Regions from separate parts of the Homo sapiens genome. Here region 1 is linked to region 2. Evidence: read pairs that join two places in POLR2A ChIA-PET (ENCODE). Cell type or tissue: Panc1. All regions are shown on one strand. Each heading gives the region's core, and the rest is flanking DNA. Links, peaks and the distances in the headings are about the cores only.

Region 1 (5,450 bases), core at 341-5,340, 290 kb before region 2:
CCAGTCTTTTCCTCTTGGAAGTCCCCTCTCTCTTGCTAGAGACAGAGCTGTTTTCCTTTCTCTTACTTTTGCCTATTAAACCTCTGCTCAACTCTTGTGTGTCTGTGTCCTAAATTTTCCTGGTGCAAGATGACAAACCCCAGTTCCCCAGGCAATGTAGCTGCTTCAGTAGCCTGTGCCTGTAGCCCCAGCTACTTGGGAGGTTGAGGTGGGAGGATTACTTGACCAGGAATTTGAGACCAGCCTGGGCAACATGGTGAGACTCCATTTCAAAAAAAAATTTTTTTTTAAGAGATTAATGCTGAAATATTTACCTATGAAAAATATGGCAGCTTGGCTGGGCGCAGTGGCTCACGCCTGTAATCCCAGCACTTTGGGGAGGCTGAGGCGGGCAGATCACCTGAGGTCAGGAGTTCAAGACTAGCCTGGCCAATATGGCAAAACTCCGCCTCTACTAAAAATACAAAATTAGCTGGGCATGGTGGCACCTGCATGTATTCCTAGCTACTCTGGAGGGTGAGATATGAGAATTGCTTGAACCTGGAAGGCAGAGGTTGTAGTGAGCTAAGGTCGCACCACTGCACTCCAGTCTGGGAAACAGTGAGACTCTGTCTCAAAAAAACAAAAACAGGTCAGGCGCGGTGGCTCACACCTGTAATCCCAGCACTTTGGGAGGCCGAGGCAGGCGGATCACAAGGTCAGGAGATCCAGACTACCCTGGTTAACATGGTGAAAGCTCGTCTCTACCAAAAAATAAAAAAATTAGCCGGGCACGGTGGTGGGCGCCTGTAGTCCCAGCTACTTGGGAGGCTGAGGCAGGAGAATGGCGTGAACCCAGTAGGCAGAGCTTGCAGTGAGCTGAGATCGCGCCACTGCACTCCAGCCTGGGCGACAGAGCGAGACACCCTCTCAAAAAACAAAACAAAACAAAACAAAAACAAAAACCAAATAACACAAAAAATAACAAACATTCTATTTCAGGAGCTCCACGCACATTCTTTACAATATTTGAAACTAGTTATTAAAGTAATACACGCACATATTACAGAAGCATTTTTTATTTCTTTCTTCATTTGAGACAGTGTCTCACTCTGTCACCCAGGCTGGAGTGCAGTGGCACCATCTCAGCTCACTGCAACCTCCACCTCCTTAGTTCAAGCAATTCTCCTGCCGTAGCCTCCTGAGTAGCTGGGATTATAGGCATGCACCACCACACCTGGCTAATTTTTGTGTTTTTAGTAGAGATGGGGTTTCACCATGTTGGTCAGGCTGGTCTGGAACTCCTGGCCTCAAGTGATCAGCCTGCCTCGGCCTCCCAAAGTGCTGGGATTACAGGACTTTGTTCCTTATGGATTACAGGACTTTGTTCCTTATTAACACAAAGTCTTTGTCTCCTTTTCCGGTGGCTGCCTACATGGGTGTGCCTTGTTTATTCAACTTGTTCCTAATGAGGGGCACTTAGGTTGTTTTCTACTCCCTGCAATTACCAACAATGCTGCCGTGAATAACTTGTTTAACAACTTTCCGTTAATCAAACATTGGAGTCTCACAATGACCCTCTAAGGTTATTTACCCAGGAGGAAACAGGCAAGGAGAGGTGCAGGTACTTGCTGGTGTTCCAACAGGTGGTGTGTCTTGGAGGAGCTGGCCCAGGCAGGCTAGTGCCAGGGCCTTTTTTTTTTTTTCTGAAACAGGGTCTCAACTCTCTTGCCCAGGCTGGAGTGCAGTGGTTCGATCATGGTTTAGCGCAGCCTCAGCCTCGCAAATGGCTGGCATCACCACACTCAACTAATTTTTTTTGTGTCTGTACTTTTTGTAGAGATGGGGTCTTGCCATGTTACCCAGGCTAGTCTTGAACTCCTGAGCTAAGCAATCCTCCCACCTCAGCCTTCCAAAGTACTAGCATTATAGTTGTGAACCACCATGCCCAGCCCACAGCGTTACTCTTTTTGTTTCTGTTCTTTGCTTTTTTTTTTGGGACGGAGTCTTGCTCTGTCCCCTAGGCTGCCATGCAGCGGTGTGATCTCGGCTACCGCAGCCTCAACCTCCCAGGTTCAAGCATTTCTCCTGCCTCCAAGTAAATGGACCTACAGGAGTGTGCCACCACTCCCAGCTAATTTTTGTGATTTTAGTAGAGACGGGGTTTCACCACGTTGGCCAGGCTGGTCTCAAACTGCTGACCTCAGGTCATCCCCCCGCCTCGGCCTCCCAAAGTGCTGGGATTACAGTTGTGAGCCACGGTGACCAGCCCAGAGCCTCACTCTTGACCACCGTGCTGTGCTGCCTCCATTCCAAGTGCAAAGGAGTGAAATGCTGGCTTAAAGAGCAGATGCGGTTTAAACTGAAATGTTATTGACAAATTGTCCTCCAGTGATATTCCAACAATTCAAGGTCCCCAAAACATGTAAGTGTCTCTTTCCTTATTTATTTGTAAAACAGGCCAGGCGCGGTGGCTGACGCCTGTAATCCCAGCACTTTGGGAGGCTGAGGTCAGGAGGCAGGTGGATCACCTGAGGTCAGGAGTTTGAGATCAGCCTGGCCAACATCCTGAAACCATCTCTACTAGAAACATAAACATTAGCCTGGTGTGGTGGCGTGTGCCTGTAATCCCAGCTGCTGGTGAGGCTGGGGTAGGAGAATCGCTTGAACCTGGGAGGTGGAGGTTGCAGTGAGCCAGAAAAAAAAAAAAAAGAAAGAAAAAATTAGCTGGGTAGGGTAATCCCAGCTACTCTGGAGGCTGAGGTAGGATAATCACTTGAACCTGGGAGGCAGAGGTTGCACTGAGCTGAGATTGCGCCATTGCACTCCAGCCTGGGCGACAGAGAAGGACTCTGTCTCAAAATAAAATAAATAAATAAATAAGTACATAAACTGTCAAAAATAAAAAAGAAAACCCTGAAATTAAAAAAAATTAACAAAAAATAAAAATAAAAAGTAAAAAAAAAAAAAAAAAATTAAAGTGTTCACCTTATATTCCCAGAGATTCTGGGGGGGCTTCACGCCTAATGCTTTGACACGTTCTAGCTCCATGAGGATGGCTCTCCTGTGGCTGCTGTTTTCTATGGTATAGGGCGTCTTGGAAAATTCTTCCTCTGTCAAAGTTAAAAGCAACCTGTAGAGGGGCAGGAGGAGATTTATTTTGCGATTATATACTGGAAGCAAACTCTCTACACTCAGAGTTCCATCTTACTAATATAAATATTGTAGGCTTGAGGTATGGTGAGACATTTCACATTTAACAACATCAAGAGCAGCAAATAATTGAATGCTTACTATTTACCAGTGACAATCTATAAATACTTTCATAAGTCATCACTGATCCATATAACAATTATTCAGGGTAGTGGCATTATGCTGCTTTTGTAGATCAGAAAACTCGCTTTGGCTGGGTGCAGTGGCTCATGCCTATAATCCCAGCTCTTTGGGAGGCTGAGGCAGGCAGATCACTTGAAATCAGGTGTTTAACACCAGCCCAGCCAACATGGTGAAACCACGTCTCTACTAAAAGTACAAAAATTAGCGTGCACCTGTAATCCCAGCTACTTGGGAGGCTGAGGCATGAGAATTGCCTGAACCTGGGAGGCGGAGGTTGCAGTGAGCTAAGATCTCGTCACTGCCCTCCAGCCTTCAGCCCAGGCAACAGAGTGAGACTCCATCTCAAAAAAAAAAAAAAAAAAAAAAAAAGGAAAACTCACTTAGAGAAATAAGGTGACTTTCCCAAGGCACTCCTAGGTCTGTTTTGTTCCTAAGCCTTTGATCTTTCAGTTATACGCTCTGACCTCTCACATATTACTCTATTTTTATTTATTTTTTTATATTACTCTATTTTTAAAACTGTGTGTATGTATAGGAAAAATTAGAAGGAAATCCAATAAAACATTACAACATTAAGAATAGTTCGCACTTTGGGAGGCCGAGGCGGGCAGATCACGAGGTCAGGAGATCAAGACCATCCTGGCTAACACGGTGAAACCCCGTCTCTACTGAAAATACAAAAAATTAGCCAGGTGTCGTGGCAGGCGCCTATAGTCCCAGCTACTCGGGAGGCTGAGGCAGAAGAATGGCGTGAACCCGGAAGGCGGAGCTTGCAGTGAGCCGAGATCACACTGTTGCACTCCAGCCTGGGTGACAGAGCAAGACTCCGCCTCAAAAAAAAAAAAAAAAAAAAAAAGTTCTTAGATGGGCACAGTGGCTCACACCTATAATCCCAGTACTTTGGTAGGCTGAGGCAGAAGAATCACTTGAGCCCAGGAGTTTGAGACCAGCCTGGGCAACACAGTGAGACCCTGTCTCTCCAGAAAAATTAGCCAGGCATGGTGGCATGCACCTGTCGTTTTAATTACTTGGGAGGCTGAGACAAGAGGATTGCTTGAGCCCAGGACTTTGAGGCTGTAGTGAGCTATGATACTGCTACTGCACTCTAGCCTTGGTGACAGAAAGAGACTCTGTCTCTTGAAGAAAAAAGAGTAGTTGTTTTAAGGTAGGGATTTAATTTAATAAAAATAATTGGAGATCCCGTATCTGCTTTCCTCATCAGAAAACACAAATTCTGGCTGGGGGCGGTGGCTCATGCCTGTAATCCAGCACTTTGGGAGGCTGAGGCACAGGTAGATCATCTGAGGTCAGGAGTTTGAGACCAGCCTGGCCAACGTGGTGAAACCTCGTCTCTACTAAAAATACAAATTAGGCGGGCATGGTGGCGTGTGCCTGTAATCCCAGCTACTCAGGAGGCTGAAGCAGGAGAATCGCTTGAACCCAGGAGGTGAAGGTTGCAGTGAGCCAAGATCACGCCACTGCACTCCAGCCTGGGCAACAAGAGTGAAACTGTCTCAAAAAAATAAAAATTAAATTAAAAAAAACACACACAAGAAAACACAAATTCCCCTCCACAGTGATTCATCCTTAAAAACATCACTGTAAGCTGGCCGGAGAGCTATTAACAGGCATATGCAACTACTGGTTGAGTGGTGTAAATTGATCGTCCTTTTATGGGTAATTTGGTGATGCTTATTAAATTTGTACAGATTTACTATCTTTGGCCCAGCAATTCCAGTTCCAGGAATTTGTCCTCTAGAAAGCTATGTAAAAATACATTGTACTAACTAGGTAGAGAAATTTTTATACCATAATTTTGCGGGAGGTGAATTTCTATATAAAGCTAATTAAAGTAGGAGCATGCCATTTCCTCAAAACAGAGTCAGTCAAGTGCTGAAAACTGAGTGGAGAGGAGAGAAAAAGTCACTGGAGTAGGAGGGGTGGCAGTCAGGCAGCCAGGCAGTGGGTGAAGTGGGTGTCTGAAACAAATGAATCAGGGAGAGAGGCTGCTCTTATCACTGTGTGATGTTATACGTAACACCCTTAGGGGGTGGATATAGATGTAAATATATATATACATGTATACATACAAACACATGTCTGTTTAGTACAATCATATTTTCAGTTTAAATTAA
Region 2 (5,450 bases), core at 216-5,215:
TGCCCTCATGCCAGCCCCTGCTGACCCCCTGCCTGCCTACGTCCCCCTGGGCAGGCCCATCTCTGGGGCCACCCCAGCAGGGCCATGGGCTGCCCATCTCTCCCTTGAATACCACCACCCTTTTGTTCTTGTGGGGTGTGGCTACCTTTTTTTTTTTTTTTTTTTTTTGAGACGGAGTGTCGCTCTGTCGCCCAGGCTGGAGTGCAGTGGCGCGATCTCGGCTCACTGCAAGCTCCGCCTCCCGGGTTCACGCCATTCTCCTGCCTCAGCCTCCCAAGTAGCTGGGACTACAGGCGCCCGCCACTACGCCCGGCTATTTTTTGTAGTTTTAGTAGAGACGGGGTTTCACCGTTTTAGCCGGGATGGTCTCGATCTCCTGACCTCGTGATCCGCCCGCCTCGGCCTCCCAAAGTGCTGGGATTACAGGCGTGAGCCACCGCGCCCGGCCGTGGCTACCTTTTTACTTCTCTGTGAAGAGATGGTGCTTCAGGGAAGGGAAGGAAAGTCAGGGGTGACCGGGACATGTGGGCACTGATCAGTTCTCACAGCTGCCTGGGTGGCAGGCCTGGCCAGCCCCACGGTATGGAAGAAACTGAGGCTGAGTCACATGGGGTTGAGTGAGGTGGCACTGCTTCTGAAGTTGGTGACTGAGAGTCATCCTCTTTGCCCTGGAGCCCCTGCTGCTGTTCCCTGGCACTGGAGCCCCTTGTGACATTTGATGCTCAGAGGGCCAGGAGCTGTGGTAGGCTGGGCTGGGCACTACCGGCTCGGCTGCCTGGGACTCCCTCTCTGCTACCCACGCTCCCAGCTTGCTGGGTGCAACTGGCCGTTTTTGGTGGGAGCTGTTGTCCTTGGAGGCAAGGGGGTCAGGGGCGGGAGTACCTGGGTGCTTCCAGTCCCTGTCTTTCCTCCAGGAAATCTTTAAATCTGCAGGTAAAGCACATAGTTCAAAGCCACCCCCAGAAAGTGTTATTTTAAATTGTAAAGTATGTTCAGGCCAGGTGCAGTGGTGCGTGCCTGTCATCCCAACATTCTGGGCAGCTGAGGCGGGAGCATGGCTTGAGGCGAGGAGTTTGAGATAAGCCTGGCCAACATCGTGAGATCCCATCTCTACAAAAAATTTTAAAAATTAGTCATGTGTGGTGGCATCTGCCTGTAGACTCAGCTGGTAAGTCTGGTAGCAGGTCTTTAAGTGGAAACAGTTGTTTTCTTTTCTTTTCTTCTTTTTTTTTGAGACAGAGTTTCACTCTTGTTGCCAGCCTGGAGTGCAATAGTGCAATCTCTGCTCACTGCAAACTCCGCCTCGTGGGTTCAAGCGATTCTCCTGCCTCAGCCTCCCAAGTAGCTGGGACTACAGGCACCCGCCACCATGCTCAGCTAATTTTTTGTATTTTTAATGGAGATAGCGGGATTTCACCATGTTGACCAGGCTGATCTCGAACTGCTGACTTCAGGTGATCCACCCTCCTTGGCCTCCCAAAGTGCTGGGATTACAAGCATGAGCCATGCTGCCTTACGTTTTTTTTTTTTACTTTTTGAGACAGAGTCTCACTCTGTTGCCCGGGCTGCAGTACAGTGGTACAATAATGGCTCACTGCAGCCTTGACCTCCTGGGCTCAAGTGATCCTCCCGCCTCAGCCTCCCAGGTAGCTGAGGCTACAGGTACGCACCACCATGTCCAGCTAATTTTTAATTTTTTGTAGAGATAGGGTCCTGCCATGTTGCCCAGGCTGGTCTCAGACTCCTGGTCTTAAGCAATTTGCCTGCCTCAGCCTTCCAAAGTGCTGAGATTGCAGGCGCGAGCCACCATGCCCGCCCCAGATAGCCATTTTCTACCCTGTGTTTCCATCCCAGCAAGTGTTCAAGCTATAAACATGCTTTGGGTTTTTTTGCTTGCTCGTTTTTTAGTTATTTATTTATTTATTTTGAGATGGAGTTTTGCTCTTGTTGGCCAGGCTGGAGTGCAATGGCATGATCTCGGCTCACTGCAACCTCTGCCTCCCGGGTTCAAGCGATTCTCCTGCCTCAGCCTCCCAAGTAGCTGGGTGGCCATCACCACGCCCAGCTAATTTCATATTTTTAGTAGAGACGGGGTTTCACCATGTTGGCCAGGCTGGTGTAATCCCAGCACTTTGGGAGGCCAAGGTGGGCAGATCATGAGGTTAGGAGATCGAGACCATCCTGGCTAACACGGCGAAACCCTGTCTCTACTAAAAATACAAAAAATTAGCTGGGCGTGGTGGCGGGCGCCTGTAGTCCCAGCTACTCAGGAGGCTGAGGCAGGAGAATGGTGTGAACTCAGGAGGTGGAGCTTGCAGTGAGCCAAGATTGCGCCACTGCACTCCAGCCTGGGCGACAGAGCGAGACTCCGTCTCAAAAAAAAAAAAAAAAAAAAAAAAAAAAAAAGAAACAACTCCTGACCTAAGGTGATCCACCCGCCTTGGCCTCCCAAAGTACTGGGATTACAGGCATGAGCCACCGCACCCAGCCTTGTTTTTTTTTTAAATAAAGAGACAGGGTCTTGCTCTGTCACCCAGGCTGGAATGCAGTGACGTGATCACAGCCCACTATACCCTCAAACTCCTGGGCTTGAGCCATCCTCCTCCCTCAGCCTCCCGAGAAGCTGAGTCTGTAGGCAGATGCCACCACATGTGGCTAATTTTTAACATTTTTTGGAGAGGCAGGATCTCATGATGTTGCCCAGGCTTTTCTCAAACTCCTCGCCTCAAGCCATGCTCCCGCCTCAGCTGCCCAAAATGTTGGGATGACAGGCATGCGTCACTGCACCTGGCCTCAACATACTTTAAACTTTAAAATAACACTTTCTGGGGGCGGGTTTGAACTAAGTGCTTTACCTGCAGATGTAAATGGCAGCTCCTCAACCTAATGACTGTGTAACCTCGGGAAAGTTTATCAATCTCTCCGAACCTTAGTTTCTCATCTGGCAAATGGGGGTAGTAACAGCACCATATATTGAAGGATTTAATGCATATAGAGCCCTTAGCGCAGGGCCTGGCACCAAGTTGGCCCCGGGCACGGCCATAGCCACTTCGCCTGACCGTCAAGGCAACCTTGTGAGATTCGTGTTGTCATCAGGCCCATTTTCTAGTTGACAAAACTGAAGCCCCAAGCAAGTAAGTGCTTCCCCCGAGGTTAAGTCATCATTTAAAAATCCTGAAATAATGGCGCCATCAAGGGGTTCAGGTGGAGTGACCACCACAGCCCCTCCCGTCCCCTCACCACACTGAGGGCTCTCGGCCCCCCTGCAGTGACGTCCCCACTCCCAGCCTTCCCTGGCCCAGAAGCCCACTCCTCTCCAGCCCCCGACTCTGGGGCAGCCCAGGGAGCCTGTGCTGCGAATGCCACCTCTTCTTGGGAGCTTTCCCCTCCCTATGACCCTGTCCCATTGTGAGCCATCATAGTCATTACCCAACTCCACCCCACCCAGTTTCCAGGAAGTTCAAAGCAGCCCTGGACCCCTTTCCGCCCTGCCCTGCAGGTGTCCTGACACACATGTGACCTGGCGTGGCCAGATTCCACGAGGGTGTTTAAGCGTTATTTATTTGCTTTACCGCACATGTGGACACACAGCCGTCTGCAAGAATTCCTGGGCTGAGCAGCGTGAGTCAGCGCTCCGGTGCATGCCTGCGTGCGGGTGTCTGGGTGTACGTGAGCCCACCCATGCATATCGGCTTGGTAGAGTTACATCTTCATTATGGAAAATTTCAAAAATGCACAGTGGAGAAGACCGAGCCGCCATTCCGGCATCCCCGCCCTTGCTTCGGCAGCAGAAGCACTTTACCACTCTAGTTTCACCTCTTTGCAGGCTCCCTCTCCGGCCTCTTCCCTCTCTTGGCTGGAGTATTTCAAAGCGAATTGCCGACATCATACCATGCATGTCATTTTTTAAAACTTTAAATTTTGAAATCATAATAGATCCACAGGAAATTGCAGAGATTACCCAGTGGCCCTGTGTACCCCTCACCTATTTCCCCCCAATGGCTACATCTCACATGATCTACAATATCCAATGTCCAATATCATTATCTGTCATATCAAAACTTGGCAATTGACATTGGTATTAATAGAAAGCGCGTGTATAGTTTTTGGTTTTTACTATTTTGAGACAGAGTCTCTCTCTGTCACCCAGGCTGGAGTACAGTGGTGCAATCTCCGCTCACTGCAACCTCTGCCTCCTGGATTCAAGCAATTCTCATGCCTCAGCTTCCAGAGTAGCTGGGATTACAGGCGCCCACAACTACAACCAGCTCATTTTTGTATTTTTTTTTTTGGACAGAGTCTCGCTCTGTCACCCAGGCTGGAGTGCAGTGGCGCAATCTCGGCTCACTGCAAGCTCCGCCTCCCGGGTTCATGCCATTCTCCTGCCTCAGCCTCTCTAGTAGCTGGAACTGCAGGCACCTGCCAACACGCCTGGATAATTTTTTTGTATTTTTAGTAGAGACGGGGTTTCACCGTGTTAGCCAGGATGGTCTTGATCTCCTGACCTCGTGATCTGCCCGCCTCAGCCTCCCAAAGTGCTGGGATTACAGGTGTGAGCCACCACACCTGGCCTCATTTTTGTATTTTTAATAGTTATAGGGTTTCACCATGTTGGCCAGGCTGGCCTTGAACTCCTGGCCTCAAGTGCTCTGCCCACTTTGGCCTCCCAAAGTGCTGGGATTACAGGGGTGAGCCACCGCTCCAACCTGCATGTATAGTTTTATGCTGTTTTGTCTGTGTAGATTCACACAAACCACCATTGCAACAAAAAACAGAATCACCCTATCACCACCAAGATCCCCAGGCAGTCACACTCACCCCATTCCCCCACTGTCCCTGCCCCCCAGCAGCCATTAATCTGGTCTTCATCTCTGTAACTTTGTCATTTGAGAATGCTATAGAAATAGAATCATCCAGGATGTGACTTTTGAGGTTGGCTTTTTTCCCCAGGCAGCATAAACACCCTTGAGATCATCCAAGTAGTGGCGAGTATCGGCAGCTCATTCGTCTTATTGCTCAGTGGTGTTCCGCGGTGTGGAGGGGCCACGGTTTGCTGAACCGGTCGACTATCGAGAGGCATCTGCGCTGTTTCCAATTTGGAGCTGTTATGAATAAAGCTGCTACAGGTTTCCATGTGGACATCAGCTTTCATTTCTCTGGGATAAATGCCCAGGAGTGTGATTGTATAAATGTCTAAGTTTATATTCAGTTTTCAGGAAACAGACAAGCTCTTCTCCAGAGCGGCTGTGCGGGCGGATCATTGTCGGGGAGAGGGGGGCGGAAAGTGAAGTATTTGTTGCTGGGGGCCCAAGGAGCTGGCCCTGGTGACCCTGAGCAGCCCGCGTTCGGCTCACACTACGCAGCACTCACCGTGCCCTGGGTGCTGTGCTGTTACAGCATGTGACCCCTGTTACAGGATATTTAGTCCCCACTTTACAGAAGAGAAAACT

The links. ChIA-PET counts read pairs that join two places held together with the same protein. Peaks named below come from ENCODE experiments on the same cell type or tissue, not always from the same donor. Only the 100,000 strongest peaks of a DNase experiment are listed, where the experiment ranks them.
Region 1: POLR2A ChIA-PET joins it to region 2 with 5 read pairs; 3 of 35 experiments call an interaction of 5 or more read pairs at or near these places.

What each region holds. Positions count from the first base shown.
Region 1 is chr16:14,652,728-14,658,177 of GRCh38, reverse strand. BFAR (bifunctional apoptosis regulator) reads right to left here. Exons shown (of 8, transcript NM_016561.3): 5 at 2,968-3,112. Among named protein-coding and RNA genes, the nearest start is that of BFAR, 23 kb to the right of the region's middle. In Panc1, for the core only: no CTCF peak of the experiment used is centred there; no DNase peak of the experiment used is centred there.
Region 2 is chr16:14,362,796-14,368,245 of GRCh38, reverse strand. LINC02130 (long intergenic non-protein coding RNA 2130) reads left to right here. Exons shown (of 2, transcript NR_131191.1): 2 at 4,951-5,137. Among named protein-coding and RNA genes, the nearest start is that of LINC02130, 4.7 kb to the left of the region's middle. RefSeq lists an enhancer at 3,391-3,892. In Panc1, for the core only: no CTCF peak of the experiment used is centred there; no DNase peak of the experiment used is centred there; H3K4me3 peaks cover 755 bases; H3K27ac peaks cover 343 bases.